Regions from separate parts of the Mus musculus genome. Here regions 1 and 3 are each linked to region 2. The links are chromatin loops, found by intact Hi-C in ENCODE. Cell type or tissue: heart. All regions are shown on one strand. Links, peaks and the distances in the headings refer to the core of each region. The heading gives the core; the rest is flanking DNA. Region 1 overlaps Pkib (protein kinase inhibitor beta, cAMP dependent, testis specific). Region 2 holds the start of Smpdl3a (sphingomyelin phosphodiesterase, acid-like 3A). Region 3 has its middle 23 kb from the start of 4930467K11Rik.

Region 1 (10,828 bases), core at 4,258-8,257, 52 kb before region 2:
TCCCTGTCGTCTACAATCTTTCCTCCCTGACTTCCACAGAGTAGTTTTCTTTTTAAAAGAGAACAGAAACATTAACTGAATAGAATCCCACAGTAGAAATTCATCACTGATACAAATTTCCTTTATTTTGTCTTCTGAAATAGGCTGGGTATAAAGGGAGGATACAATTGAAAGGGTGGAGGATGGTCTTGTACCTTAAATCCCCTGCTGCTTGTGCCTGTATGGATAAAGGTTAACTTTGTGACTATGGATACCAGAGGCAGTTTTCCAAGAGCTTCATTGTTTTCAGCTCTCAGATATATATATATATGAGCATTAGTATGGAGGTGTGCATTTAATTAATATTTCATAAAATATATTAGTCATTAATTTTTAAAAATTTTTTATGAACATTGTATAATGGAGTGATACTGAATGATTGACAGAATGATTGACTGAATGATTGACAGAGAGAACAGTTGTTCCCAAATAGGCTGGGATTATGATTCAGCCTCCTGGAGAACTTTGACACAGTCTGGAGACCACTGGGGAAAGGAAGTGGGGGCAGAAGTTGCTGCTGGAATGGAGAGAACAGAGCTGGGATGCTGCTATTAACGGGTAGTAGACCTTATGAAGGTCTCCACAGCAGGATTGTATAGCCTTTGCTGTCAGTATTACTGAAGTGGAGAGACCGGAGAAAGAACTCCCTGGATTTGAATTTTATTCCTATGTACTAGCGATGTGATCTTGAATGAAGAAGATCCTATCTGTTAAATTTCCACCATACCCTGTGTGGAATGGAACTGATAACAATTTTCATTTTATAGTGAGTGTGATGGTTTGTTTTTATCAGCAACTTGACACGCCTAGGATCACCTGGGGGAGGAAGAGTCTCAATGAGGAATTTTCTAGATTAGCTTACCTCTGGGAGATTGTCTTGATTACACTAATCCATGTGGGAAGACCCAGTGTGCTGTGGGTGGTACTATTCATTAGGTTTGGGCTCCTAGATTTCATAAGAGTGGGGGAAAAAATGGGCAGAGTATCTATAAGGCATGCCTGCATTGATTTCCTCTCTGCTCTGGACTGTGGATGTGATGGGTAAGGTTGTCTTGAGCTCCTGGTACTGTGCCTTCCTCTCAGAGATGGACTGTAACCTGGAGTTGTTACCTACAATAAACCCTGTCTCTCCCAAGTTGCTTTTGAAGGGTATTTTATCACAACAGCATCGATAAACTAAGGCAGTGGGTGTAGCCAGTAATGATACTGTATACGTAAAGCACTTGAATAATGCCCAGAAGAAATGTTTTGATAAACATTGGCTATTATCATCACCATGCTCCACGGCACTTGGCTTTATTTGTTGGTCAGGAGGTAGGTTGGTAGCTAAATTGGTTAGTTGACTCTAATTTTACAAATGTCCCTAAGTCATAGTGTTGGGAGAATAGATTCTATTGGAAATGGACTCTTGGAAGTATTTACCACATCTGTAAAAAATTCAGTCATGTTAATAAGTGTCTGACAGGTAATGAGTGTAAATGTATCTTGTATTTGCCTGATATAATAGTCATCTCCTTGACTTACTGCCTCTGCCTGCTAACTAAGGCCTACCAGTGATGTAGTTCATTCTATGAGAGCAAACTTCAGGGACCTCCAGCTTGACATCCATGTCATTAATGACAGTTAATCTTCACTATCAACTTAGGTGGATCTAGAATTACCCAGGAGATATACCTCTGAACATATATGGGAGAGTAGCTCAGAGAGGCTGATCTCAATGAGGCTTATCCTGAAGATGGGCAGCATCCCTTCACAGGCTCCCAGACTGAATAAAAAGTAAAGTGGAAAAAGTCAGCCGACCACCAATGTTCATTTCTCTCTGACTCCTGACTGCAAAGACAATGGGAGCAGGTACTTCTTTTTAACATTCTAGGTTTTTTTCTTCCAGTCTGGCACTCAAAACTCTCCCTCCGCAAAGCTGGCTTAAAGCAGCTTTATGTGTGTCTGTGAAGCACATAACCAGGTTTATCACAGTAGCTCTGTTCTTCATAGCAGTATTCTAAAGTTTCTTGTTGCTGTGACAAAATACCTTAGACAACCAAATGAAGGCGGAAGGATATCCTTTGGCTCACTGTTTGAAAGGATGTACAGTGGAACATAGCAGGAAGACAGGAAGAATGATGGGGTGCACTGCTCTCTTATGTAGCTTCCCCTTCCTGTCTCATCTCGTAAGAGTTTGGGCATTTCTTGTTCTGTCAAATGTTCCTCTGATTCATCACTTTGTCTGCCACTCAATTAGACATCACTTTCAAATATAGGCACTTTCTTCTACAAACTAAGTTTACCTTCATTTTTGGGATTAAAGATGTGTACTAAGGATATGTCTATATTCCAGCCAGAGAGATTAAAGGTATGTACAAAGGGCTGAGCCATACTACAAAAACAAAAACAACAACAACAAAAACAACAACAACAACAAAAAACCAGGGGTTTTGAGAAAATAACACAATCTCAGGGTTTACAATGTAATCAAATATCTGACAACAGAAGAGCCTTGCTTTTTTTGTGGATGCCAGTAGAGTTTTATGATAGTTGTTTAACAAAATAATTGTGAGTCAGTATTTAAATGAGTAAGTTTTTTTCTATGAAAATAAAGAAAAATAAGCAACACATAGCTAATAATGGCATTTTCTTTCATTTACACCCAAACTGTCTTTCGTCATTATTACTAGCAGTGATAAATATTCTGTATTATGTATCTCCTACATCACAATATATCATAGTGTATACACATATACAATGCCCCATTACATGTGTGCATATTGTATATTATATGTACATATTATATATATATATATATATAATATGGACATTTGCCTTATAAAGATATCAGACTCATTGACAAAGAATATTTAGAGAAAAAGAATATATTTATTATTTCACTAGGAGGCAAAGACAAAGGAAAATTTGAGGCTAGAAGTTATTTTAAAACAAAATTCAAATTTCTCATGAGCATTTTGTTTTCTTTTTAGTGTAAAGAGTACTATATTTTAGGAAGTAGACACTCTCAGTGGAAATTGCTTGACTGGGCAGGTGTAGCTAATAAACAAAAGACTTCAGCTCATTTCTGTATTGTCTTTGTGTACGGCTCCTACTTGAGTTAATTATTAGACAGTTTTAATTAACCCGGTCATACAATGAGGCTAAAATGAAACAATAAAGCTATTGAGTGGCTGTGCACAAATTTACCTCTCTCCAAATGAAGAGAGAGAACAAACATAATCCATTCTGTGTCCTGTGCTGGGGATGCTTTTGTGATATAAGGGAGGGGGATGTTGAGTCTTATCGGGATGTGACTAAGAGTCGAGCATCCTACTGCAAAAAGAAGTAATGCATTATCTTCAGGGGTCTGGGAACATTGGATGTATGATGGGAGGGATGAGGGATAGCATAGGAAAGAGAGAGGAGAGGTTGACTGGGGAAGAAGAAGAGGAAGGAGAGAAGAGTAAGAGAAGAGGGAAGAGAGGAAAGAAGAGGACAGAAAAGTGAGGAAGGTAGGAGAGAAGAAAGGGGCAAAGAAGACAGGGGGGCAAAGGGTGAGGAGGAGAGAGGGAGAGAGGGGAAAGAGGAGAGAAGAGAGGAGCAAAGAGAGAGAAGACATGAGAAAAAAAGATGAAAGCATGAAGGGGAGATGAAGGTGAGGAGAAAGGACAGGGACATAGGAGAGTGGATATGAAGAGAAGGTGGGGGGAGGGCAGGACAGAGGCCGGCTGAACACACAACAAGCGTAGCAGCCTGTCTCTGCATACCTGGCATCTTCCAAGCTCAATGCAGAGGCTTTCTCTCATGGCCCTGGTTAATTATTTCATGCTCTTTGCTCCAGTTTCTTAATGTGTAAGCTGGTGAATTATTATAAAGGTAAAGGAACCAAATATTGGCAAAATTCTGAGAACAGTGCCAGACACACAGCAGAAATTGCTGCTATCTGCCAAAGCATAGAGGCTTGCCACAACTTTAAGACCCCTGATTTATTTCCAGATTATGTAACAAGACATCTCTTCTCCCTCCTTTGTCTTTTCTCCACCTTCACAGTATTTTCTTGTCCAAAGCTATGATTGCTTCATTAGTGCCTTCCTTTATTCTTCCCAGTTAGTAATGGCAGTTCTCAGAACGTCAAATGCCTGCTGCTATTCAAAAACCAGAACCCTGGCTCAAAGGAAAGGTTGAAGCTTGTGTTGTTAACACCGGGTTGAATCCAGGAGCCAATTTCTCATTGAGCATAACACAGCAGAAACCGTGAGCCCGTGCTCCTGGGGAAATGGTGTTTGCTAAGCACACGAGAAAGCTATTTAATGCTTCAGGGAAATATTCATACAAAATTGTTGCTTCTGATTTCCACAAGTGAATAAAGGAAATTCCGAGGGTGGCCTTGAGAACTCACACAGCATCCACGGAGAGTCAGGACAGAACTCTGAACCAGAGTGTGCACTGCTTCTCTTAAACCAAAAGGCCACACTGTCCATATTCATTCAGACAAGAGTTTTATTCAGTCGGCCTGAATCCTAGCGAAACCGAAAAGCTATATACAAGGAGAATCATATTAGAGCTATTTGTTTGCTTTTCCTTCTTCCTTCCTTCCTTCCTTCCTTCCTTCCTTCCTTCCTTCCTTCCTTCCTTCCTTTCTCTCTCTCTCTCTCTCTCTCTCTCTCTCTCTCTCTTTCTTTCTTTCTTTCTTTCTCTCTTTCTTCCCGCCTTCCTTTCTCCTCCTCCTCTTCTCTCTCCTTTTCTTTTTAATTTTAACATGATATTTTGTTTTTAATCTCTTGTTTATGTTTTCTCTCTTTTTATAGTACATATCTTTTGGGTCTCCTCCTCTCCCTTTCCCTCCTCCTCCTCTTTCTTTTTCCTCCTCCTCTCTCTCCCCCCCACAAAAGAGTTTAGATGACAAACCCAATAATCATTTAACTTATCATTAATTTTCAGAATGTGAACCAAATGGAAAATCTGTGGTAAACCCACAGATTGGGTAGATGACCATACTTGTAGGAGACAAGGATGAGTGTCTAGATGGGAGAGAGATAAAGTGCTACTCCCAGACTTAACCTTTGTGTGTGTCCTGGGGCTTCCCGCGACAGTGAATAGAACACAGAGACATTCTGAGACAGTATTGGGCACCTTTGGAGTACTACAACGGAAGTACCAGTGATAACCGAGAGACTGAAAAGGTGTGCTTGTGATTTCACAGGTTTCTGTGCAAGGTCATGGTGGGAGCATGCAGTTGGAAGACCGGTTCATCTCACTGTAGATTCCATCATAGATCCTACCTCCCACTACTCTGAATAGTACCATGGCTCTGATGAGGGAACCCTTCGGGGGACGGCCAAGCTGCAGACTGTAACAGGAGCAGCATACAAACAATCTGATATCCACTGACAAAAATTTGAAATCAGAGCATATTGAGCGCATGTGTTCTGTTCCATGTGCCTTGGAGGGGCACATGTGACTGCGCAGCTTCTCCAAGGTGTGGGCTAGCCCAGCTGCTGAGGCCTTGGGGAGCCACTCTTCAGAGAGTAAGATATTAAGAACAAAGGGCTTGTTACTCCTTTGATTCCATGGACTTGACTTTGGCAGTTCTGTGAGAGCTCCCAGCGCACTAAATAGACGTTCAGATATTCCTGTTTTATTTTTTTTTAATCGATTTGGATTTAAAATAACGGGGATTTACTTTTTCCTATCAATTTTTCGATGTCGCAGTGTGGTGGCTACTAAGAGGGACAGAGCAAGGCAGCCAGTTTGTGTGGATTTGGGTGGATTTCTACCTAAAATTGGGTAAATGATATTGCTTCTTGGGTAAATTATTTTGCTTACATGTTCACAAAATTAAATACTTATGTATGAAAATTCATAAAATGGACACCAGGTGGCGATGTCACTCTACCGCTAACACATCAAAGCCAATCTGCCCAGATTGCCCTAGGTTTCCAGATTATTTTTGTTGTTGTTGCGTTGTTTTTACTAATGCTGCTGTGTGTTGGTGGGGATTATCTTAAGCGGGCAGGGGTGGAATCACCAAACTACAGTTTTTCACACACACACCCCTCCCTGAAAAGATGCCTTATCGGACTATAATAAAGTACTCTAATCTGGCTACTGGTTTCTTTTCAATTTTAGGGAACACTATTGAACTTAGGTGCCAGGAGAGGGAGCTATAGTGCATCTTTAAAATAAACTTAGGCATGTATAAAGGCTACGGCTTTTTCTATTCAACAGTTTCTTTCTTATATGCAACACAACCAGCTAGATTTTATTTATTAATTTAATACGGTTGTGCACAATGCTTTTTTTTATTAAAATCAAATTACAAACAATTCTGAATTGTGTAAAACTTTAAGATTCAAATAGGCCTTTGATGCCTTTCAAGTTAGAAGCACTATTTGCCAATTGAGACTTATTTGGATCTCTCAAAGCAGCTTGAGGCAAGTGAATAACATGTGAATGGGCGTCTTTATTCTTGCCTTAGTGCAGAATATCTTCTATCAGAGCACAGCCTCCTTAGTGAGAAAATGGGACTCTTAAAAGAAAGGACATGAGGTTAACTGATTTGCCTGGTCTTCCCAGGGTGGGGGTGGAGGAGATAGCTATTTTCTCACTGTGTGCTGTGTGGGAACGTTGAATGTACAAAGAGGATGCTGGCCAAGAAGTCTTGGCAAGGAACTGTTGGGGACTAAAGGCACTGAGTATAGCTGCTGGTACCACTGGAGTATTTTCCCTAGAGAGGACACATGCAAGTGATAGCATGAGAAGAACATAATGTCTAACACTAAGCATTAACTATTATCCTAAGTGCTTCATACATAATTAGTTCTGACTATAGCCCTATGCATGAGAGCACATGGCCCAAAATGGCTACCCAAGATGAGCCCAGTAAGAGGCAAAGACAGGTTTTAAAGCAAGGCAGGCTGGCTTCAGAAATGGAACTTTCAAACTGTGGACTTCTTTTTTGTTTTATGGTTTAAGAGTTTATTATAGAAATGCAGGGGAAAGAGAGAAGAGAGAGAAAGGGGGAGGGGAGAGAGGAGAGGAGAAGACAAAGAGAAAGGAGAGGGGAGAGAGAAGTGAGAAAAGTGAGAGATAAAGGAATATAGGAGTAAGAGAGCCAAACTGTGGACTTCTATCATCTCCCCAGATAGCAAGAGACACTTCCATAATAGTTCTCTGATGTACACATATCATTCTGAGAGCTTTATTCACATGGGTCCTTATAAGTCATATACTCCCGTGGTATGGTACTACTATTGTCCCTGTTTTGCACCAGGAGAAACTGAGGCACAAATGAGTTAAAAGGTTAAGGTGATTATTGACGGTGAGGATGTGTTTAAAGGCAAGAATGCTTTTTATTGGGCTGGAGAGATGGCTCAGCAGGTAAGAGTACTGACTGCTCTTCTGAAGGTCCTGAGTTCAAATCCCAGAAACCACATACATGCACATGGTGGCTTACAACCATCCGTAATGAGATTTGACGCCCTCTTCTGGTGTGTCTGAAGACAGTTACAGTGTGCTTAATCATAATAATTAAATCTTTTTTTTTAAAGAAAAAGAATGCTTTTTATTTATAACAAAGTCCTTTTGAAGTTACAGAGCAGATGCAGAATTCAGTGTGGATTCCTCCGCCCCGGGGTTTCTTTTGCTTCTGTTTATGCCTCCCCTCCAGGTTCTCATGAGCTATACCATCTCTTTCTAAGGTACTGCTATAATCATTGAATGAATAATTTTTGTTCTTGGTGCCTATTAGCTGGGATTTAAGTACACACACAAGGTCACTAAACATGTAGAGAAAACAAGACACAACTTATTTCACTTCCTCTGCACTGAGGGCCACACCCTGTAATAATTCTGCTTTTACTACTTTTACAAAAGGTTGCAGGGTCATGACACATGTCTGCTTGCTTCCTGTTACCAGCCAGTCTTTGCTAGTATTCTCTGTTAACACAGACAGGCTGTCTGTAGGTCTCTGGAGCAGGTGTTCACCTCCCAGTGATAATTAACAAGTACACAGTCTCACTCCTCAGACCAGAACATCTCTGTCTCAAGAAAATGGAAGTTTATGAAATGGACCAGGAGGTAGTGAGGCAATGATTACTCCATGATGATCAGAGACTGGGGGGATGAACTGATCAGTTAACTCTGCCTATTAGCAGAAAATGAGGCTCAGCGGCTGGGTTATTCCATCACTAAATCCAAAAGAGGGAGAAAGAATACTTTGCTTCTTTGCAGGTACTCTTTTATTACACATTCCTAGAGTTTCAGTTTTCTTAAACTGAAGTTATAGGAAAGCTAACAACCTAGACTTGATAGTCTTTGAATTTGGGGATTTATTTTTGAGATATTTTAAAAGAATAAAACTCTGGCAATAATGGCCTGTTCACTCTTGCAAACAAATTTATATTTTATTTTCCCTGAACTACTTATTTTGTTTTTTTCTAGTTTGAGAGGAGACAGATGGGGCATATTGCATGTGATCTCCAGAAAAGTACACTCAAACTTGGTGACTTTGTTTCTCAGCATTGACTGAAGGTATTATTAGCAAGTTCTTCAATGCTCATGCATGACAGCTTAATTCTACACGAGTGTGCTGAGTCCTCAGTCCTTACTACCTCTCCAAGATATGGAAACATTTAGTTCCATTCTGATGCCTGCCTAACTTTCCTAGGTTGCGTACATGTTACACTGTGTTGCCTTGGTGATAAGCCCTCCTATTTCAGTGAGTTGAACTCATAAGAACTTCCTTCCTTGTGGAAAAAAGCTTCCTGTGCCCCTTCATTGCACCCCATTCCTGTTCCGGATGGCTCTGGAGTTCTCATAGAGCTATTAGGTCTTCAGTGGCCAGAGAGGGTGAAAAGAGGGCCCCCTCTATGGCTGCCTCTCTGAGTGCTCCTACAAAGCTTCTGCTGTCTCCTCCGTTCAGGATCAGCCAAATGATGAGCAGCAGCATCAGTGTGGGTCACATGACAGAGTAAGCTGTGATAAGTGAAGGCTACAAATGAGGCAATGGAGTGAACTCACAGAGGAAGGCTGAACTCAAAAGGAATGGCAAGTATTTCAGATGAGAGGTGCCGAGTGGCGACCAGAATTGCATAGGTGGATTGTTGAGTTTCACATTGTGGTACACACAGAGAAAAGCAAGGTTCAACATTGAAAATGAGGTTCTGCAAAGATCCCGAAGACCCAGGAAAATCAGGCTGAGACATCTGGGTTTTGTCCCTGTAAGCAAATGCAAACAAAAGCAAATCCTACCTTGTAGTAGATAAATGAAAAGTGGGCAGCAGTCAGCAAAAACTGACTTGTAGTTTCCTCCTTACTAAGGTGATAAAAGTATTCTGACAAAAATGATTTATGGGAGGAAACAATTTAGCTTAAACTCCTAGGTCACAGTTCATCCTTGAGGGAAGCATAGGAAATCTTCTCCTAGGCTGAGGTTCTCACACAGGCTCAAGCTCAGCTAGCTTTCCTCATATAGCTCATGACCACATGCCTAGGGACAGTGGGCTGGGCCCTCTCTCATCAGGTAACAAAAGACAGTTCCACCCACAGACATGGCCATGGGCCAATCTGATCTAGAACATTTCTCAACTGAGACTTTCCTATCAGATGACTGTAGGCAGGGTGAAGTTGACAAAATACCTAACTACAAAAAAACAGACATGCTCATCAGAAAATGAAGGTATTAGTAAATTTGAACAAAATAAAATCCCACATTCCTTTGATCAACAGACATCTTTGCTCATTATTCACAAATACCTCTTTGATGACACTTGATAACATTTATTGCATATCCACCTTCCTTCCCCTAGCTGATGATTTATTCACAAAAGCAGTCTCTCCTGAGATGAAAATTTCCTTCTCTGTTTGTTTTGTAATTGCCTGAAAAAAAAAATAGCATTTGAAATGCCCTCAACAATCAGAGATGCAGGCAGAAAAAACAAAAACAAAAAAACAAACCTGGATCCTGAACTACTGTTGGGTCTAACACTCACACTACTGCATTTTAACAGGCTGGGACACAACCAGGCTCAGGTAGCATAAATGAGTAGAATTTCTATGCTCAAGAACTTTCTATGGATTGTCTGGATAGGAGCAAAGCAACAACTGCTAATTCCACAAACATGATGGAAAAAGACCATCAACCCGAATTAAACCAAGCTTTATTTGTGTACGCACCAGATCTGAATCTTGGGTGTCTCCCTCTAAGGCAAGGGCTAATGAGACCAATCCAAATCAATTTTTCAACTTTTTTTGTTGGGCAAAAACCCTGAAGTGGTGAATTTTGCATGTAAGCCTGGTTACAAAAGCAAAATGTAACCTTAACATACTGCTTATAAGAAGCAAAAAAAAAAAAAAAAAAAAAAAACATGGTTGCTGTTTCCTGGAACAGGCAATGCAGGATCATTTGTAGTCAAGGTCACAGGTTCAGAATAGCCTCCATCCTTAAGAAACAGTGATTTAATTAACAACAGAGATAAACCTACTTTGGCTTTCCTATAATACAATGGCTTTCAAGCACAAGTTGGAAGCAGGCTGGTTTATCATCATCAGATAATAGTTGACAAGCCAACTTTAAAGGCAAGTACTTGTTTTCATTGCTTTTCAAATGGAAAATTACTAGATCATAATTGGGGAGGAGAGCAAAAGAGAAGAAATACTAAGAACTAAGAGAACACATAAAGAGAAATAGGAATAGAAATGGGTATTAGAAACAAAGGGGAAAGTGAACCAGTTCCAGAAACACAATGAGAGGAAATAAAGCTATGTAAACCTCCCAAGATGGTTGCCCAGGGAATGTAACTGGGAG
Region 2 (10,828 bases), core at 3,060-7,059:
CCAGGCACTGGCTTGGCCTCACAACAGACAGCTATATCAGGGTCCCTTCAGCAAAATCTTGCGGGCATATGCAATAGTGTCTGCGTTTGGTGGCTGATTATGGGATGGACCCCCAGGTGGGGCAGTCTCTGGATGGTTCATCCTTTCATCCTAGCTTCAAACTTTGTCTCTGTAACTCCTTCCATGGGTGTTTTGTTCTCAATTCTAAGAAGGGGCAAAGTGACCACACTTTGGTCTTCGTTTATCTTGAGTTTCATGTGACAAAACCAAATTCTATTTCACTTAATAGTCTGTAGATATAACAACTATCAGCTCACTCCCTTGTCACATTGTTAAAGGAAAGGGGATATTTCCCAAGACCAAGGACAAATTGACCAAGAGATTGAGGAAACAACACTTTTGAAATTCAAAGTTCTCAAATTTGTAAACTAACCTAAAAGTTTTTGTATAAAATCCACTCATAGACCACTGTACTGGTTAGCATTAACTGACAACTTAGCATTGTTTAGGTTCCCTTGAGAAGAAGAGCCTAATTGAGAGATTGCCCAAATCAGATTGGCCAATGTTAATGTATATGGGGTCTTTGTTGTTAAGTGATAAAGGAAGATGCAGCCCACTATGGGTGACTCCATTCCCTGGGCCTGTGGACTTGAGCTCTATAAGAAAGCTCACTAAGAGTAAGTGTATGCAAGAGCCAGAATCACTCTTTATGTTTCTGCATCAAGCTCCATCTTGAGTTCTTGACCTGACTTCTCTTAATGATGGACTATAATCTAGAAAAGAAAACTTTACCTTCTATAGTGGTTTTAATATTAATAGCCCCCATAAATTCATAATGCTTATAAAGTGGCACTATTTGGAAGGATTAGAAGGTGTGGTCTTGTTGGATGAAGTGTGTCATTGTGGGTGGGCTTTGAGGTTTCAGAAGCCCAAGCCAGATCCAGCTGCTCTCTCTGTTCATGTTGCCCGCAGATACAGATGTAGAATTCTCAGCTACTTCTTTGGTAGCATTTCTACATGCACACTTGATGAGAATGGACTAAATTTCTGAAACTATAAGCAAACACCAGTGAAATGTTTTCTGTTATATGTGTTGCCATTGCCTCGATGTCTCTTCACAACAATAAAACTAGTTTCATGGTTCATTACAACAGAGATGAACCACTGACAGTCATCAAAATTTATTTACTTATTTATTTATTTATTTTTGGGGCTTTTATCTCACATTTTCCCTGGTTCAGATAAAGACAAATGCATGGGGGCTGAAGACCTACAGGAGTAGGCTTACACTGCAGGTATATCAGCGTGTGGAACACTGAAGCCTTGAGCTTCTTCTTAGTGAGTAGAAAGGAGGCTGTGGCTTCCATTGCTCACTTAAAACATTATCAGTTTATGTTCTCAAGCATTTTAAAGGTTTCACAATGTGTGTGCTTCATATTTTGTCTTAACTGAAGTTATTTCACAACCAATTTACTTCCTATAACATGTCTTAGAAGTTGAAAAATAATGTTTGACAAGGCAAGACACTGCAGATGTTCCTCTATCTTGTATTCTTACTGAGGCCATTTCAGGCTTAACTAGAATTTGATCTCTTTAATGGAGAATCCACTGGGAATTTACCCGACTCTATTGTAGGACCAAAGGCCAAGATGCTGCAGCTAACTTATCGCTTCTGCTAAACAGCTTGCTTGTGCAAACCTACCTCTGCCAATGCAAAGTGAGATACCAGGATATGGTTTTTCTCTTTAAAAGACTTGCTCTGAATAAGCTTACATCCCGAACACTTGAACATAGTTCCAGCCAGCTGGCTTGCAATCGGCTCTCAACTGTGTCTGAATGATCATCTCTGGTTGGATCACAGTTATAATGAGCAAAACTGGTATTCTGATCATTAGTTCACTTTCTTTTAAAATGTTCAAGCTCTTGCTATCTTGCTGATCCATTTCTGCATTTCAAGCTCACCACCATTTCCCGGCTTTACTTTCCCTGTACTCTTTAGACTGTAGACTGAGAAATTGCAGAAGTGACCATGTCTGTTGCAGGGAAGCATGCATGGTTCTTGAACTGCTCTGAATCACCCCAATGATGTAGCAAAACTTGGAGGAGTCTACCAGGATCTGAAAGGAAACTTAGTGTCCATTAAAAAAAATTTATTCACAAGATATAATGTCTAAATCATGCAGATATAAAACAAAGTTTTTTTCCTCTGATGGAAAATAAATATATTTGTAAAATATAATGGTAAAAGTACCTAAAGAAAATACAAAAATAATGTATCCTAAGCCAAATATGTGTGATCCTAGGCTAAGAACACAGATCCTGGTTTCTCTAAATGACTGTTTCAACATGGAATAGGTTACAGAAACTTACAGTTATAGAACAAAGAAAATAATAAATCAATACACTTACCAGATATGTTCCTATTACAAAGAATGTAAATCTAAGTAGGTAAACTATAAAGTTTCAATGTAGTATTCTTAATTCTATAGTTGGAGGATATTGAAAAACCATTTAAGCTTAGTGACAGAGATACTCTTTTAATCATGAAAATGGTATGCTAGATACACAAATTAAGGCATTTGAGTATTAAAGAGGCCATGGTATCCCAAGACAATGTGGGTGTCCACCTAAAACACCCATCTTCCCATAATAAGTACCTTGAACTCAGCTAAAGCATAGTATTTTGTCAGGACCTTTTAACACAGCACGGCTTCCTCAAGACGCCACAGCTCACATCTTTTATGAGGTCAGCATCTCTCAAAGGTTTGCTCTTCTCCAAAGACACCCTACGTTTTATAAATTAAAGTTGTTGGCTATATTATAAAGAGAGCGCATTCTCATAAATTCCTAGAGAGAGAACAAAGAATACATATTACACACAGTCTGTGGGTTTTGGTGTCTTTGCCAATACTTATAAAACTTTTGGAATAGAAAAATCAACAGTCTCTATTTGTATTTACCAGGTAGGTTGCATGAGGACGTGCTTAACTCAGTTGTGGAAAGGAAAACGTTCAGCCTGGTGAACCTGGGACATAGTTTGCCGACTCCACCTATCTATCACCTTGGAGTACTATGAAGCCACACATGGCCAGCCCAGCTAATCTGTTCATTTATCAGCGGTGGCCTGAGGCTTGGGAGTTTACATTTCTGTCATAAATCCCAGGTAGCGAAACCATTGAGGAAATCCAAACCCATTCTTGTACTCGTTTGTCTTAACTATGATTCAGGGTTCTCCTGCCTTTTCAAGTACCTCTGCTAAATGGCCCTGTCAGGTAGGCGCTCCTGGGGTTCAGGGAAGGAAACAATACGGGGTTGGAGCAAGAACATTGTTTCCCATTGACCTAAGAAATTAAGGAAGCATATTAAAATAAAGGAGTCCAGAAGGTCAGAAGAACTCGTGCTCAGGGGAATCTAATATTACACGTGATCTGCTTGCTGGGCGTCAACACAAGGAAAGGCTCTGGCTTCCTCTCCACCCCTAGGGCCTGCGGGTCTCAGCGGCGCCCAAGCTCCAGTCTAGCGTCCTGGGGCAGTGGCCTCCACCATGGCGTTGCTGGGCAACTTCCTTTGCTGCCTACTGGTTGCCTGGCTCTGCGGCCCGGGGCTCGGGGTGCCCCTGGCGCCGGCGGATCGCGCCCCAGCTGTGGGTGAGTGGACCGATCGGGACTGCACAGGACGGTGGAGGGGGTCGGCGAAGTCATGAAGGTGCCGGGTGCGTAGGCAGCGGGGCACAGGACGCCGCCACACTGGTCACTGTGGCCAAAGGCCAGACAGCAAGGTCACTGGGTCTGAGTCATGGTGGGGGCGCCCCGTGGGCGCCAGTATGGAGCCGAGCCGCCTGCTGGGCGTTTGTTTACATCCCGGGTCTGGGTGGTTTAGTTCCCAGGGGAGGAAAGTCTGAAGCTGTTGTCTGGTGGGAAATGCCGCTCAGAATTGGCTGTGGGCATTCCCGGAGTCACCTAGTCTGCCCAGAGCAGAGGAGGACCTACAGGGTCCCTACACCTGGATGTAGCTTCAGTCCTATTCTGTTCTGCTCAGTGACGTCGGAGCCTAATTCTGCCTCTTCAGGTCTCCGAGGCGTCTGGTCTCTTTCGTTCTTAACATAAAACCCCTGAGCCCTTCCGCAGCCCTTGGTGCACTTGGGGTCTTGCGTTTGTGGTGTGTTCTGTTTACCGGGAGCCTATTACTCTGTTTCTGCAATCTTGGCCTGCCCTGCCCTGCCCTGCCCCCTCAGTCTCCTTCCACCCAGCAGTAGCAGCTGCCAAACTTGGTGGGAAAAAAAAAAATCGGTAAGTTAAGCCCCACTCCAAAATTACTGGATCCAGACCGGTGGGAATGGATTCCTGGGCACAGTTTAACACTCTTCATCCCTCTCAAATTAGAAAATCCCCGTCCAGACTGAATGTTTAGTAAGACTGTAGGTTGCCTTCTGGGTTTTAAAACTTAAGGTGACGCTCCCCTCCCCCATCTCCCTAGCTCCGTTTAAAAATAATTGCTCTAGTTGGGGGGTTTGTTTTGATTTGCAGAGAGAGCTATCCTTGAGACTTTCACCTGTGCTCAGAACTGAAACTCTCCTGCTGTCTGCCTCCTCTCCATGCCTGCCTCTGATCTGCACAGGACTTCCCTGAATGGGGTCCAGGGAATCCCTTCTCCTTGCTTATGAGTGAAGTACACCTGACTTAGCTGTCAAGCTTTTGCAAGCCACAGCTGTATGTCCGGTTTGTCAACTCTGGCAAATAACACCTGTAACAGAAATAGCCCCCAGAATGTGTACATATGTGGCTGCCTCGTGTTTTTATATTGCTGGAATTGTGCTATTTTAAATTTGTGACTGCTCCGGATTTTGACCTGGAAATGTCTCAGGCTGCACCACAGGTAAATTCGCCTTTGGTTTTAATGAATTAATTGCTGAAAGAAGTCATAAAACTTTGCCCGTGATCATGTGACTCTCCTTCTGATACCTTCCTGTTTTGGTAGCGGGAGGGAGAGAGAATAACCAGACCTGTTGACTCTGGTTTCACATTGCATGGATTATTTTACCTGCTTTCCACTTGACTAGAAGGCCTCTCTCCCCCTGGCCCCTTTGCACTTCCCTCCACAACTTCCACCCAGCCTGGCCTCTGCTTGTTTCCTAACTGTGTTTAAGTTCCCAGTCTTAGTTTTCCCCCTTGCCAAGTCCATGTGACTAGAGGACCACCACCCTGGGTGTTTGGCTTCATTTTTAAAAGATTTAGTAGGCTGTCACCTGCTGGTGTACTTAGCACACAGCAACTGACTTTATAAACAGATCAACCAACGCCCACTTAAACGACTACATACAATTGTCCATATAATTATGGTTCATTGGGTTTGCTGGGACAAATTATTAAGCATTCTTTGACTGAATTTTTTTTTCTGAAAATTTTGAGTATCTCTTTAAATAAATTTGAGCACTTATGTAGACTGTGTAACACACATATCTTGAAAAAATATTTGAAAAGTTTATCTGGGGGATAAGAAAGAAATTTTGGTAAAGGACTTTGGGCATTTTTGGCCAAAAAATTTAGATTTGAGTGTGCTATGGACTGTGTCACAGGCTGGATTGGTGACCTTACAAACTCGCGCACACACACAGGCACAGACACATATATACAGACACACACAGAGACACACACACACAACCACATTTTATGTACAATATCATTGGCGTTAGGATGTAAAACCTCCAGATGTTCTGACTCATTTCAAGCCATCCTTTAGTGAATCTAATTACCCCCTCATTTGTCTATCCAGCAATGTGATGTGGTAGAAATAGCACCTTGGCATCTGGAGAAACAGGTTCTAGCTCAGCTTTTATTGCCTGGTCACATGATCTGGAGGGAATCCTGAAATTTGCCTTTGCCTCAATGCCATGAATTGTAAAATTAAAGAATCTTTGTTAAGGGCCCACTCCATCAGACTCATTCCTGTTCTTGGAGCTCTGTGAACCAGGTACTGCATTATGTCATAGGGATGTGCTCAAAATCCATTGCAAGATTTGGATTATGAAAAATTTAATCCATTCATGATCTCATTTACTTTAATCCTCAATGTACCTTTTGTGTAGATATCATTATCTACTTTGGTACAAGGCAGCTTATTTGACTAAGTATATGAGAGGCATTGTACAGTGATTAAAGGCAACATGTCTCCCGAAGTGTGGCCCCTGAACCAGTGTCAGCCCTTTACTTTATGACAGATGACCTGGGTTTAATCTCTGCGTGTTCCACTTTCCTGTCTGTTTTGCTGGGTGATAATGATGAAAAGCTTATAAAATAGTACTAAACATATCATAAGTGCTGGATGAAATTGAATATTTTACATGCAAAAGGGAAAGTTCAATGTCAGGATGTAGGTTTTATAAATGGTAGTAAAACTAACACATAGCTAGTTCAGTGTCACATGCTCTTTGAGGGCTTAAAGGATCTTTTAATGGCATCTTAAAGGCTGCCATTACTATTCCCATATGACAGATGAAACAGGCCAAGATCTTACAGACTAATAACTGGGTGCTAATCTCTTATGTTGGAAGTCTGGCTGTCTGATTCTGACACCAATCTGTTTTCTGTGTAGTTACTGTTTGTTGACAGTCTAAAAATAATATAAGCACTGGTTGACACAAAACTGAGATGCAGTCTATACGCCCTGCGGACGGGCAAACTGCATGAAAATTCCAATCTAACTGCTTTCTCTGCTTTTGGTGCTAGATAGAGTGGATCTGAACTCCAAGTTTAGGGCTTTTTCTGCTTTGTAAAATGAAAGAAATTACCCTTTGCTGATATTTTCAAATAGTGCTTAAGTACTGAGTAGTTGACCACATATACAATTTTACATCAATTTTCATCTGGATTTCACGTCGTCAATGTTTTACATGTCAACTCTTGTTATAAAATTATGCTGGTGCTGGCAAAAAATGACCACCAAAAATGCTAACTTATTGTTGATACTTAGCAAGTTCACTGTAGTTTTAATTTCATTTCTGAGGCTGTAATCAAATGGCTGCCCCATTATTGCTGGTGAGAGACCAAATCTTTTGCGTTCAGACTCCATCTTAGAGAATCTGACCTAAGGTTAAACTCAACTTAACTAGTAGGCCAGAACCTAACACCAGTTTCCAGGCTACCCAACAAGACCTGTGTTTAACACCAGTTTTCAGCTTACTCCCCAACAAAACCTCTGTCTAACACCAGTTTCCAGATTATTCCCCAAGAAATCTACCCCTCCAGGTTACAAGCTTGTCCCTGGCACTTCACTTCCTAACAACCATAAATCAGGAAAAAAGCAAAAGTTAAGTTTATGGTTTGGCTCCCAACACCAGCCAATTATGTTAAAGGCCATAATAGCCCCAATCAGATATGTACCAGGCTAGATATCCCCCTTTCTTGACCCCAAAAGTACTTTCCTAAAACTAGGCTGTGTCGGAGTTGGTGGGGAGCCCAAGCTCGAGCTTGAATAAAGAGACCCTAATGTGATTGCATCCGAATCAGCTCCTTGGCGGTCTTTTGGGGTTCATGAATGTTTCCTGGCACAACAGCTGGGAAGTCTGAGCAGGTACTTAAAACAGCTAGTCAGCATTCACAGTCCAGAGCAGAGAGAGAATAAAGAATGCATACTTGCTTGTGTTCAGTCCTCTCTACATGTACACAATCCAGAATCACCAGCCCTCTATTGTAGGCTGGGTCTTTCCACATCAAGACTTTAAAGTTTCTTATAGGTATGCTCCAGAGCAGTCTGATGTAGAGAAGCCCTCTTTGAGATGCCTTTCCCAGAGGATTCTACGTTGTGTCAAATTAACAGTCAATACATCATCGTGACTGTCTTCAATGTATTTTATTAAGTATGATCACCTTTGCATAGATTTCAAAAGTTTGCATTCTTTTTCTTTCTTTGTGTTTCTTCTGAGATCTTTCAGATGTTCTATATCAGAATCAGAGTGAGTTCAAAGCTCTCAAGCATGGTTTGGCAGCACATGTGGCGGGCTATTTTGAAGAGCAGTTAAAGAGAACAATCTGGAAAAAATGCATAGTATATACTCACTAAATAAGTACGGTAATTAATACAAGATATAGGATATGTTTCCTTGTTTGTGATTCCAAAATTTAGTTCTATAGTCCTAAAGGTTTCCAAACTTTCAGAAAAGTAAGAAAAGCAGACACACAACAATAACAAATAACAATACATGACTATTGAAGCAGGGATCAAATCTCAGAGTTAAAGAATTTAATTATATATGAGAAAGCTACACAGATATTGAATTTATATGTAAATTATATATGGAAACTGGAGGGCTCTTCAACATATGGTCTCCTTAATATCATATAAGCTGTAAATACTCACCAACTTTCCTACTTGACCTGGTGTTTTAGTTACCTTTTGTTGCTGTGATGAAATAGCATGACTAAGACACCATCTAGAAGGAAGAATTTGTCAGTTTATTTTTATTTGGCCTCATACTCCCAGAGCATAGGAGGGTGTGGCACAGGGGGCTGTGTCAGGAAGCTCAGTGATCACAGTTCCAACCACAAATGCAAAGCAGAGACTAAGCACTTTCACAACCCTCCCTCCCCACTGTGACACAGTTCTTGCACTGAGGCTCCACCTCCTGAAGGTTCCTTGATTTCTCCACCAACTGGAGACTAAATATTCAAATACCTGAGCCTATGAGGGACATTTTCATTCAAAACATACCCAGCATTAGTTTCTCTACTATAAATTCAAAACGATGAGTCCAGCTTCATCATTTATTCATTATATATATAATAACAATTAATATAAATAAATTATATATTACATATATGAATTTATATATTAAATTATATATTAATTATATAATGTAGTTAGGTAGATGTGAGTATAAATGATATTTGATATAATTAATTATGTATAATATGATAATATAATTATATAAATATAATAAATTAATGATTGTAATACATACTATGAATATAAGTAAAATACAATATGAATATATAAAATAATATATGAATATATATAAATACACTTAAATAAAAAATTTCTTAATACCACAGCTATCATAAAACACTAACTCATTGTGAAAGATAAAATTTGTTCTAATAATTCCTTCAATGCAGTAATATTTCTTAATATGATTTGCAAGTAGAATTGCTGACAAATAAATTTGGCTTTTCCTGAGATCAATAGGAAGGCTCTCTTTGAAGAACTGCTTCCCACAATATTAACAATGAGTACTCGTGTATGTTGGTCGTAGCGCTGATTAATTAGCTTTTAGGAATATCTCAGAGATACTATGTCTGTCACAGGGAATAAAGGATTTATGCTTTTTTTTCTTTTAATACTGAGTGAAAGCATATACAAATTAACTGAAATAAACATTTCCTGATTCAGTCTTAGCAAAGTAGATAATATTTCTAAGTCATTGTTTTTCTACAAGAGAAAAGCAAATAATTTGCAAAATCTCAAATTTTGCAAGAAGACATGCTATTGAGACACAATATGGAAGGACCTCATTTGCCTCTCAGACAGGTGGCCCCAAACCCCTCGCTGTGTAGCCTAGTCTTTACTATAGTCTTGGTGGAGTAGTCACATCAACTCTGGGCTTGTTGTTTTCACACATTTAAGTTGTATGCTCTTCTGCTATTTGAAGTTACTTCATCTCAAAGGAGAGAGCTGTGCTTAAACTCGTGGTGTAAGGAACATTGAAATTGTGCCAGGAGACAGGTTACTTGGTCTTACTCTAAACACAAACTTATTAGTATTTCTTTTCTAACCAACAGGGCAGTTTTGGCACGTGACTGACTTACATCTAGACCCTACTTACCACATTACAGATGACCGTACCAAGGTGTGTGCTTCATCTAAAGGCGCAAATGCCTCCAACCCTGGGCCTTTCGGAGATGTCCTGTGTGACTCTCCATATCAACTTATTTTGTCAGCCTTTGATTTTATTAAGAATTCAGGACAAGAAGCATCTTTCATGATATGGACAGGGTAAGTACACACATAAATTCTTAACTATGCAGTATTGACCTACAGTGTGACAGTCTTCATGAGTGCACTAATTTTCATTATGAATTATATATGTTAAAACATGCTTGGTCTTCTTCACCACTGGAAGCCCCCATGCATGAGTATCTAGGCAGTACAGATTGGACTCAGTGAGTTAAAAAGGAAAAAGAAGGGACATGAAATTGGGGTGACAGGGAGGTGGGTGTGAATCTAGGAGGAGTTAGTGGGGAGAATGGGAAGTGGGTATAAACATATGCATATGTGAAGCTGTCAGAATTAATAAAATGTTGCATAACACTACTAGGTCACATTAGTCAGCACTATTAGTGATAAAAACAATTTTAGAAATCCTGTGAGGATTTTTCTTGTAGTATAGACTTTATAAACATGCTTGTGATAACTAAAAGATGATTCCATAAATAACACACTTGCATCAGTATCTTGTAATCTTGATTAATATGACAATGTTTGATTAAATCAGTAAGAACAAAATATAACGATGAGTGTTAACCTATGATAACCATTTTGTGAAGCTTAATTTTATAGATAAATAGCTAGGTTCACCCATCAGAATACTGTAGTAAGGACTATATTTCTAGTTCCTGAAATAAAGACTATTGGTTATCCTTATAAGGTGTTTACCTTGTGTGTAGAGTATTGTTTGTTTTAATTCATTTCTATTTTGAAATCTATTAATCTCTATATCGCTATATTAATTTATATATAACTATATTACATTATATATTATATATAATTTATATCTAACTAATATTATTGGTACTAATTAATCTTTATACTAATCTTTAGATCTCTAGATCATTAT
Region 3 (10,828 bases), core at 3,145-7,144, 330 kb before region 2:
GGCTGAAATAAACCAATTAGAAATAAAGAGAACTACAGAAAGAATCAAGAAAAGAAAGAGCTGAGTCTTTGAAAAACTCAACAAGATAGACAAACCATAAGCCAAACTAAAGATAGTTAAACCATAAGCCAAACTGACAAAACCAGTAATGAGCGATATAACAACAGAAACTGGAGACATTCAAAAATCATCAGCTCCCCCTACAAAAGCCTATACTCAACAAAACTGGGAAATCTAGAGGAAATGGTTGATTTTCTAGACAGATACCAGGTAACAAAGTTAAATCAGGACCAGATAAGTTATCTAAACATTCTCATAATCCCTAAGGAAATAGAAGCAGTCATTAGTAGTCTCCCAACCAAAAAAAGCCCAAGGCTGGATGGTATACCAGACATTCAAAGAAGCTAATACCAATACTTCTCAAACTATTCCACATAATAGAAACAGAAGCAGTACTATCTAATTCATTCTGTGAAGCTGTACTTACTCTCATACCTAAACCACACAGAGACCTAAAAAGAAAGAGACTGAAATAATGCCATAAATTCTATCTGATCACCATGGATTAAGGCTGGATTTCAATTTTGCTTATGAATATGGATGCAAAAATATTCAATAAAATCTCACAAACTAGATTCAAGAACATATGAGAACCATCATTCATCATGATTAAGTAAGCTTCATCCCCTGGATACAGGGATGGTTCAATATAAAGAAAGCCATCAATGTAATCTACTATATAAACAAACTCAAAGGGGAAAAACATGGTTATTTCATTAGATGCTGGAAAAGCCTTTAACAAAATACAACACCCCTTCATGTTAAAACTCTTGGAAAGATAGGGAATTCAAGGCACATACCTAAACATTATAAAAGCAATATACAACAAACCAACAGCCAATATCAAACTAAGTGGAGAGAAACTTGAAGCAATCCCACTAAACTCAGGGACAAGATAAGGCTGTTCACTCTGTCCCTATTTATTCAACATAGCACTCCAAGTTCTGGCTAGAGCAATTAGACAACAAAAAGAGGTCAAAGGGATACAAATTGGAAAGGAAAAAGTCAAGGTATCACTGTTTGCAAACGATGTGGTAGTATACATAAACGACCCCACAAATTCTACCAGAGAACTCCTACACCTGATAAACAACTTCAGCAAAGTGGCTGAATATAAAATTAACTTTAAAAATCAGTAGCCTAACTCACTCAAAGGATAAATGGCTGAGAAAGAAATTAGGGAAAAACACTCCTCACAACAGTACAAATAATATAAAATACCTTGGTTTAACTCTAACCAAGAAAATAAAATATCTATATAGCAAGAACTTAAAGTCTCTGAAGAAAGAAATCCAAGAACACCTCAGAAGATGGAAAGATTCCCCCATGTTCATGGATAAACAGGATTAACATAGCAAAAAATGGCCATCTTACCAAAAACAATCTACAGATTCAATGCAACCTCCATCAAAATTCCAATTCAATTTTTCACAGAGGTAGAAAGAGCAATTCTTAACTTCATATTGAATAACCAAAAAATGGAATAGCAAAAAACAATTCTAAGCAATAAAAGAACTTCTTGGGGAATCACCAATCCCTGACCTCAAGCTGCATTACAGAGCAATAGTGATTTTAAAACGCATGGTATTGGTACAGAGACAGGCAGGTAGATCAGTGAATAGAATTGAAGACCCAGAAATAAACCCACACAGCTATGGTCATTTGATCTTTAGCAAATAACTCAAAACCATACAGTGGAAAAAAGAAAACATTTATTTAAAAAAATACTGGTCTAACTGATAGTCTGCATGTAGAAGAATGCAAAATGATCCATTTTTATCTCCTTATACAAAGCTCAAGTCCAAGTGTATCCAGGACCTCTACATAAAACCAGATATGCTGAATCAAATAGAAAAGGAAGTGGGGGAAAACCCAAACAAACATGTTGACACAGGGGAAATTTTCCTGAACAGAACACCAATGGCTCAGGCTCTAAAATCAAAAAATGACAAATGGGACCTCATGAAACTGAAAAGCTTCTGGAAGGCAAAGCTACTTGGTTCTATTTTGTCAACAGAACAAAACGGTAACCTACAGCTTGGGGAAAGATCTTTATGAACCCTACATCAAAAATATACAAAGAATTAAAGAAGTTAGACTCCAGAAAAACAAATAACCCAATTTAAATTAATTTAATTTTAATTTTAAAGCTAGAAATTCTCAACTAAGGAATCTCGAATTACCAAGAAGCACCTAAAGAAATGTTCAGCATCCTCAGTCATCAAGGAAATACAAATCAAAACAACCCTGAGATTCTACCTTACACCAATCAGAACAGCTAAGATCAAATACGCAGGTGACATCAGATGCTGGAGAGGATGTGGAGAAAGAGAAACACTCCTCCTTTGCCGGTAGGATTGCAAGCTGGTACAACCACTTTCGAAATCAATCTGGTTGTTCTTCAGCAAATTGGAGATAGTTCTACCTGAAGACCCAGCTACACCATGGCTAGTCATACACCCAAAAGATGCTCCAACATATAACAAGGGCATGTGTCCCACTATGTTCATAGCAGCCTTATTTTTAATAGCCAGAAGCTAGAAACAACCCAAATGTCCCTCAATGGAAGACTGGATAGAGAAAATGTGGTACATTTATACAAAGGAATAGTATTCAGCTATTAAAAATAAAGACCTCCCAAACTTTGTAGGCAAATGGATGGAAGTAGAAAATATCATCCTGAGTGAGTTAACCCAGATCCAAAAGGACACAAATAGTATGTACTCACTGATAAGTGGATATTAGCCCAAAAGCTCAGAATAGCCACAATACAACTCACAGGCCATATGAAGCTTAGCAAGAAGGAAGGCCAAAGTGTGGATTCCACTTAGAAAGGGAAACAAACTAATAATCACAGGAGACAGACCGAGGGAGGATACTGGGGGGAAGGGGGGAGGGGAAAGGGGGCAGGACCAGGTACAGGAAGAGACAGGAGAGAAGTCCAGAGGGCCAAGAGAACGAATAGAAATAAGTAGCAGTGCAGGTGAGAAACGGGTTGGGGGCTGGGGGGTGGAGATCTCTAGAAAGTTCCAGATGTCAGGCTAATGGCGATGATAATAGCCAAAATACTCAACAGGGGAGAGATAGAACCTGAAGAGACCTCCAGTAGATACGCATGTCCCCCAGTGGAGGGATGGTACTACCCACACAACTCAAAATTTTTAACCTAGAATTGTTCCTGTCTAAAGGAAACACAAGGACAAAAAATGTATCAAAGACTGGAGGCCATCCAGAGACCTTTCACCTTGGGATCCATCCTATCCGGAGGCTCCAAACCCCAACACTATGGCTGATGCTAAGAAATGCTTGTAGTCAGGAGCCTGGTATGGCTGTCCTCTGAAAGGTTCTGCCAGAACTTGACTAAGACAGATGCAGATACTCACAGGCAACCATCAAACTGAGCCAGGGACCCCAATGGAAGAGTTAGGGGAAGGATTGAAGGAGCAGAAGGGAATTGCAACCCCATAGGAAGAACAACAGTATCAATTAAGAGAGCTCACAGGGACTAAACCACAAACCAAAAAGTATACACAGGTGGGTCCATGGCTTCCGATACATATGTAGCAGAGGATGGCCTTATCTGGCATCAATGGAAGGAAAGGCCCTGGTCCTGTGGAGGCTTGTTGCCCCAGAGAAGGGGGATGCTGGAGGGGTGAGCTGGGAGTGGGTGGGTGGGTGAGGGAGCACTCTCTTAGAGGCAAAGGGAAGGAGGCAGAGGTGGGGAGGTTGTGGAGGCAAGACTGGGAATGGGTGGCTAGTGCAAAGGTGAAAGCCAATTCCCTTAAAAAGGAATAAGCACAAACTATCATCAGAATGGTAAGAACTACAAGGTTGTAGGAAAAAAAAAAGAATCGTTTCAAAATTCTGAAGGATGATGATTTTTCACCTAGGATTCCGAATTGGACAAAGCTGTCCACCAAATACAAAAATAGAAAAGTATAAACATCTTCAAGCACATAAGCAGTGAGGAAGTTCAGCCCAAAATTTTATCATAAATTTCTTAAATGGCAATTAATTAAAGAGTTGCAATTTTAAATAATTTTTTGTTTTGGAATAAGTTTGGATTTGCTATAGTTTTATGAAGGTATCACAGATTGTCCCCATATTTACCTCACCCACATCCCTTGAATGCTATTTTGTTCGATTTGTCCATTATAATTTTTAAGATTTATATTTTTATTTAGTATAAAACAAACTTTATTATAAAAATCAGTTGCAAAAGCATTAGCCAAACCTAAAGCCTATACTACTTAATGAACTTATGTACAATTTAGAATTGGTATTCAAAATGGAAACTATAAAGTTTCACATTAAATTTTACATTTTTCAGTATTGAATATATTTTATGCACTTATACACCACCAATTGTATGAATGTGGATGGATGCCCACATATAGATATGTGCATCACATGACTGGTTCCTGTAATAGCCAGAAGGAGTCAGATCAGCTAGAACTGGAGTTACACAATGTTGGGAACTCACCCTGGGGGTGCTGGGAATCAAACTTGGGTCCTATGGAAGTTAAGCAAGTGCTCTTAAAAGCTGAGCCATTCCTTCAGCCTCTTATCCATTACTCTTAAACAAAGTGCAGTCCTCGGTGACATTTTTTGTAGCATGCTTTCTTGTGACTTTTTTTAACTCTAGTATCCATATAAATTCAATTTATTAAATGTTATAAATATATTACAGTTTTGTTTCCCAGTATCTCAAACAATTTTCAATTCAAGAAACAAATTTTGTAAAATATCTACATACTACAAGAATATTTTGAAATCCCATTTCTGAAGATGAGTCGTGAGCATGGAACATCACCTAGGTAGCTTTTGTAAAACCATATCTTCCCAGAGAAATGCATAATATGTGTTTGTATTTATCATTATGCACAAGGAAACTGACATAAGGGGAGAAATTTTGATCTCAGAAAGCACAAATCCATAAATTACCTTCTAAACATAACTCTCATGAGAACATGAAATTCTGGAAGAGTTAAAAAAAATAAGGAATTAATCAGATTAAACGCCATATTGACGCATCTGATATTGAAAAGTCGGGTTTCTTAGCACAGGTGCTTTTTCTGTACACGTTGATGGGTTCCAGCAGTAACACAATATGGACAGTAGGGGGAGCGAGAGGCAAAGCCATCCAGTGACCGTCCACAAACTTTCTCAGTTCCTCTTAGAACCCAGTCACACATTATGAACTAACCAGTACCCCGGAGCTCTTGACTCTAGCTACATATGTATCAAAAGATGGCCTAGTCGGCCATCACTGGAAAGAGAGGCCCATTGGACACGCAAACTGTATATGCCCCAGTACAGGGGAACGCCAGGGCCAAGAAAAATGGGAATGAGTGGGTAGGGAAGTGGGGGGGAAGGTATGGGGGACTTTTGGGATAGCATTGGAAATGTAATTGAGGAAAATATGTAATAAAAAAAAATTAAAAAAAAAAAAAGAACCCAGTCACACACCAAGGATGATGTAGATATCGTGCTGTGGGACATAGTAGATTTCTATATTCTCCGTAGTATGAAGATGTCACTCTATCTATGGGAGCCCATTCTTACCAAATATTATATTAAGGCAAATGTGCTTAGGAAAAGGTCGTATATACGTTTATTTTAAACACATTTTGAAAACACAATTTTTTCAGCATCTCTACAGTTCCTTTTACAAGTCTACCACCAGCGAACGCCAAGAGGGGAAGGGCCATGAGACTCCTTTGCATTCCTGCAGACTTGTAAGGAGCCCCTGTTACAGATAGTCCACACCAGATGTGGCAATGCTCTTATCTCTGCTTGCTTCCACTTGCTTATCGATGCACATTTTCTCAAATCTCCATATATCACACTTGCTCACTGCTTTTCTTTAAAATTATATTTTCACCAACAAACCCTCAGCCAAATTAAGTAAAAAGCAGGGAGAGATTGTCTTAGAGTTTAACCGCTGTGAACAGACACCATGACCAAGGCAACTCTTATAAAGGACATTATCATCAAGGTGGGAGCATGGCAGAGTCCAGGAAGGCATGGTGCAGGCAGAGCTGAGAGTTCTACATCTTCATCTGAAGACTTCTAGGCAGCTGGGATGAGGGTCTTAAAGCCTGTGCCCATAGTGACACACCTACTCCAACAAGGCCACACCTCTTAATAGTGCTACTCCCTGAGCCAAGCATATACAAACCATCACAGAGATGATCCAAATTAACAAAATTAGAGATGAAAGGGGGGATTATACCAGATACCAAGGAAATTCTGAGAATCATAAAGACATACTTTAAAAATCTGTAGGCAATCAAATTGGAAAATCTAAAAAAATGGATAATTTTCTCAATACAGACCACCTAATAAAGTGAAATCAAGATCAAATAAGCAATTTAAACAGACTTGTAATCCCTAATGAAACGGACGCAGTAAATAAAAGTTTCCCAAGCTATAAAAGAATAAGAAATAGTCCAAGGCCAGATGGTTGGAGCACAGCATTCTACTGGACTTTTGAAGAAGAGGTAATTCCAATACTCCTTAAATTAGTCCACAAAATAGGAACAGGGGGAACACAGCCCAATTCATTTAAGCCACATAAAAATCTAATGAAGAGAATTGTGGAAAATTTTCCCAAATGTAAATATTTTTAATAAAATACTTCCAACCTGCATCCAAGCACATATCAAAAAGATCATCCACCATGATCAATTAGGCCTTATCCCAGGGATACAGGGATAGTCCAACACACATAAGTTGATAAATGTAATCCATAAATAAAGTGAAAGCCAAAAAGCACATGATCATTAGATGCAGAAAAGGCCTTGACAAACCCTAACACCCCTTCATGATAAAAGTCCTGGAGAGATTAGGGATACAAGGGACATTCTCAACATAATAAAGGCATTTTCTTGCAAGTCCATAGTCGATATCAACTTAGAGAAATTTTTAAAGCAATTCCACTAAAATTAGGAACAAGCAAAGTGGTCCACTTTCTCTCTGTACCTATTCAATATAGTACCTGAAGTCTTTCCCTAGGGCAGTAACACAACTAAAGGCAATCAAGGGGATATGAATAGGAAAGGAAAAAAAATCACAGAATCTTTATTTGCAGATGAATTCCTAATATACAGAAGTGGCCCTAAACATGGCTGAATACATAATTAACTCACAAAAAGCAGTTGCCTTCCTAGATACAAACGACAAAGAGACTGAGAAAGAAATCATAACATCTTTCATATCAACCCCTCTGTCTCTCTCTTTCTCTCTGTCTCTCCCTTTCTCTCTGTCTCTCTCTTTCTCTCTGTCTCTCCCTTTCTCTCTGTCTCTCTCTGTCTCTCTCTGTCTCTGTCTCTCTCTCTCTGTCTCTCTCTCTTTGTCCTTCTTTTTCTCCTCCTCCTCCTCCTCCTCCTCCTCCTCCTCTTCCTCCTCCTTCTTCAACTCTAACCAAGCAAGTGAAAGACTTTGATGATAAAAACATTGAGAGAGTGAAGAAAGAGATTGAAGACAATATCTATATTTGAATGCTTAGTCACCAGGGAGTGGAACTCTGATAGAAGAAGAATTCAGGGGTGTGGCCTTGTTGGAGGAAGTGTGTCACTTGGGGTGGGTTTTGAAGTTTCAAAAGCACACACCCAGCCCTCTGTTTTTCTTTATCTCAGCCTACAGATGACTACTTCTCCAACTCCATGCCTGCTCAGCTGCTGCCATGCTCCTTGCTGCCATGATCCCTGCTGTAATAATGAACTAAGTCTCTGAAACTGTAAGCAAGCCTCCAACTAAATACTTTCCTTTCTTAGAGTTGCCATAATCATGATAATAAAACTTAAGATGATATCGGAATACAGAAAGATCCCCCATGCTCTTGGATTAGTAGGATTAATATAGTAAAAAGTGTCATCTTACAAAAACCAATCTACAAATTCAATGAAATCTCCATGAAATTTCCAATTAGAATCAATCTACCTCAAGATGCAACTACATGACTTATATCCAAAGGACACAATCCTACCACAAAAGAAAAAAAAAACTTGCTAAATTTATATCCATTGCTGTTCTTTTTTTTTTTTTTTTTTTAAAGATTTATTTATTTATTTATTTATTATATGTAAGTACACTGTAGCTGTCTTCAGACGCACCAGAAGAGGGCATCAGATCTCATTACGGGTGGTTGTGAGCCACCATGTGGTTGCTGGGATTTGAACTTCGGACCTTCAGAAGAGCAGTCGGGTGCTCTTACCCACTGAGCCATCTCACCAGCCCCTCCATTGCTGTTCTATTCATAATATTCAGAAACTGGAAACAACCTAGATGTCCATCAACTGGTAATAAAGAAAATGTAGTAAATAGAATGCTACTCAGTCATCAAAAAATGAAATCAAGAAATTTGCAGATAATTGGATCTCACCTCTACATGGCCATGGAGTCTACCCTTAATGGTATGTATCCCCATTGCTACTCAGTTGGAGAGAACAAATATTTTACTTGTGAGTGGTTATCAGTTAGAAATAGCTTCTGGGTTAAGGATATAAGCTTGTACCCATTTCTTCTCTCCTTCTAGGACTCCATGTGGCCAGGCCATTGTAGGCACCATGCATGCTGTATCAGTCTCTATGAGTTCATATGTGTATTTGTCTTAATATCTTAGAGCCTTGTTTCCTGAGTCTCCTCGAACTCCTCTTACACTCTTTACCTCCTCTTCTTCAGAATTTCTTGATCCTTAAGGGAAGGTATTTGAAGGAGACAAACCATTTAGGACTGTTTGAGGTCTATTTTTGTCAGATATTAAGATAGCTATTCTACCTTGCTTCATGGGAAAATCCTTTTCCAGACTTTTACCCCGAGGTGATATCTATCCTTTAAGATAATTTTTGGGGTGCAGCAGAAAAGATGGCTCCTAATTTAAATTCCAATCTGTTAGTCTAGGTCTTTTCACTGGGCAATTGAGACCATGGGTGTTGTGTCATCAGCCAATGAACACTGGTTGTTGACTCCCGTTATTTTGTTGGAGTAGTTTAGGTTTTTCCTTCTCCCGTTTTATGATTTGCTGGTTTGGGATGTTTGATTCCTTGTGTTTTCTTGGATGTGGTTAACCTGTTCAGGTTGAATTTTTCATCTTAGATTCTTCTGTAGAAGTAGATTTGTAGTTGCATACTGCTTACACTTGGTTTTATTGTGGAATGTCTCCATCTGTTGTGATTTAAATATCTGCTCACTATAGTAGCCTGAGCTGGCATCTATGGTCTTTTACAGTTTGGGGAACACAAAGCAGGCCCTTTTTGCTTTTAGAGTCTCCATTGGAAAGTCAAGTATTATTCTAATAGATCTGCCTGTATAAGTTATGTGCGATTTTTCCTTACAGCTTTTAGCATTATTTGTTCCTTACATTTAGTGTTTTGATTATTGTCATTTGGAATTTCTCTTCTGGGCCAGTCTCTTTTGTGTTCTGTGTGCTTCTTGTACCCCTAATAGATGTGAGGCATTGGGCTCTGCACAGACATTCTGGTCTCCAGTCAAGCTGAGGTCTGAACCCCGGTGATGATAATTCACCTTCATGACATGGTAGGCATTCCCTCATGCTCCTGGAACTCTGGCCCTTGCCTAAGTTATCGCCCCCCCCACAGCCCCCACAAGAGAAGCATGGTCAGTAGTCATGTAGGCAATGGCCCAAGCTTCTGACCTTCAGGCTAAACTCCCCCCCAGTTACCCAGCAAGAGTGAAGACCATAAAAAGGGCTATTCAGCCCCACCTCACTCTCTTACTCTCTTGTCTCTCTCACTCCTTTGTTCTCTTACCTCTCGCTTCTCTCACTCCTCTCTCCTCTTTCCTTTCTCTTTGTCTTCCTCTCCTCTCCTGTCCTCTCCTCTCCTCTCTCCCTCTTACTCTCTTTCTCTCTAGCCTTTCCTCTTTCTCTCTCTCTTTTCTACCTTCTCTCTTTCCTGCATTTCTATAATAAAGCTCTAAAACCATAGAATGTCTCTGCTCATCAAGGCCCACTGCACTTGGAGGACAGGACAGGCTTTCTCCTAATGAGCCGTTTCTAATCTATGATTAGAAGACCTTCCTGTGCTCCAGTCAAGATCCACTGCACTCACTCTGATTGGTGTTGGGAACCTCTTCCCTCATCCCTCTCTCCTATAACCCTGGTGGCTTTAGCAAAGTAGCTCTTGGAATCCCAGGTAGGGCTGCCCCTTGGCAACAGAATACAATAGACATAGGAGATAATTTCAGGCATTGAAGAAAAATAGAAGCGGGTTCCCCAGTCAATATGTTTAATCAACAAAAACAACAGCAACAAAATCAGGAAAAAAACATCCAGAAAATCTGAGACAATATGACAATAACAAATCTATGAATAGGAAGAGAGGAGGGAGAAGACACCTTGGTCAAAGGCACAGAAATCGTTTCCACAAAATCATAGAAGTTGACAAAGCTAAAGAAGGAAGTATCTATTTGTTGGGAACTAAAAAGGGGGCCCCTGGGGGTAGGGGGAAGGGAAAACCCACACCCCGCCAGAGTTTTACCTATTCTCTTGTCAGTCAGGTGTGGGAGAGCTGCCATACACTTTCCACTCAGCCCTGGGTGGGCATTCAAGCCTCTGACCCACTCTTCAGGGGGTGGCCAAGGGGCAGCCCTACATGGAGCCCCAGAGCTACTTTCCTAAAGCCCCAGGAAGGGCTTTTCATATATAGCCCTTTTACTTTTCTAAAGCTAAAGGGGGGGGGGGTTATAGGAGAGAGGGATGAGGGAAGAGGTTCCCAATACCGATGTGAGTGCAGCAGATCTTGAC

What was found. A loop is a pair of places that touch in the nucleus more often than their neighbours do. Peaks named below come from ENCODE experiments on the same cell type or tissue, not always from the same donor. Only the 100,000 strongest peaks of a DNase experiment are listed, where the experiment ranks them.
Region 1: it touches region 2 in a loop (9-fold over the local background); 19 of 42 quality-filtered maps call a loop at or near these places.
Region 3: it touches region 2 in a loop (5-fold over the local background); 5 of 42 quality-filtered maps call a loop at or near these places.

The regions. Positions count from the first base shown.
Region 1 is chr10:57,737,755-57,748,582 of GRCm38, forward strand. Pkib (protein kinase inhibitor beta, cAMP dependent, testis specific) reads left to right here. Exons shown (of 5, transcript NM_001039051.2): 5 at 1-3,358. Among named protein-coding and RNA genes, the nearest start is that of Fabp7, 42 kb to the right of the region's middle. In heart, for the core only: CTCF peaks have their summits at 5,929 (motif pointing right) and 6,130 (motif pointing right); no DNase peak of the experiment used is centred there; H3K4me3 peaks cover 345 bases.
Region 2 is chr10:57,791,138-57,801,965 of GRCm38, forward strand. It overlaps Smpdl3a (sphingomyelin phosphodiesterase, acid-like 3A), which reads left to right and starts at 3,407. Exons shown (of 8, transcript NM_020561.2): 1 at 3,407-3,647; 2 at 9,774-9,987. The coding sequence starts at 3,545. In heart, for the core only: CTCF peaks have their summits at 3,768 and 5,265 (motif pointing left); a DNase peak (open chromatin) is centred at 3,624; H3K4me3 peaks cover 1,949 bases; H3K27ac peaks cover 1,288 bases.
Region 3 is chr10:57,458,309-57,469,136 of GRCm38, forward strand. No RefSeq gene overlaps it. Among named protein-coding and RNA genes, the nearest start is that of 4930467K11Rik, 23 kb to the right of the region's middle. In heart, for the core only: a CTCF peak has its summit at 5,166 (motif pointing right); no DNase peak of the experiment used is centred there.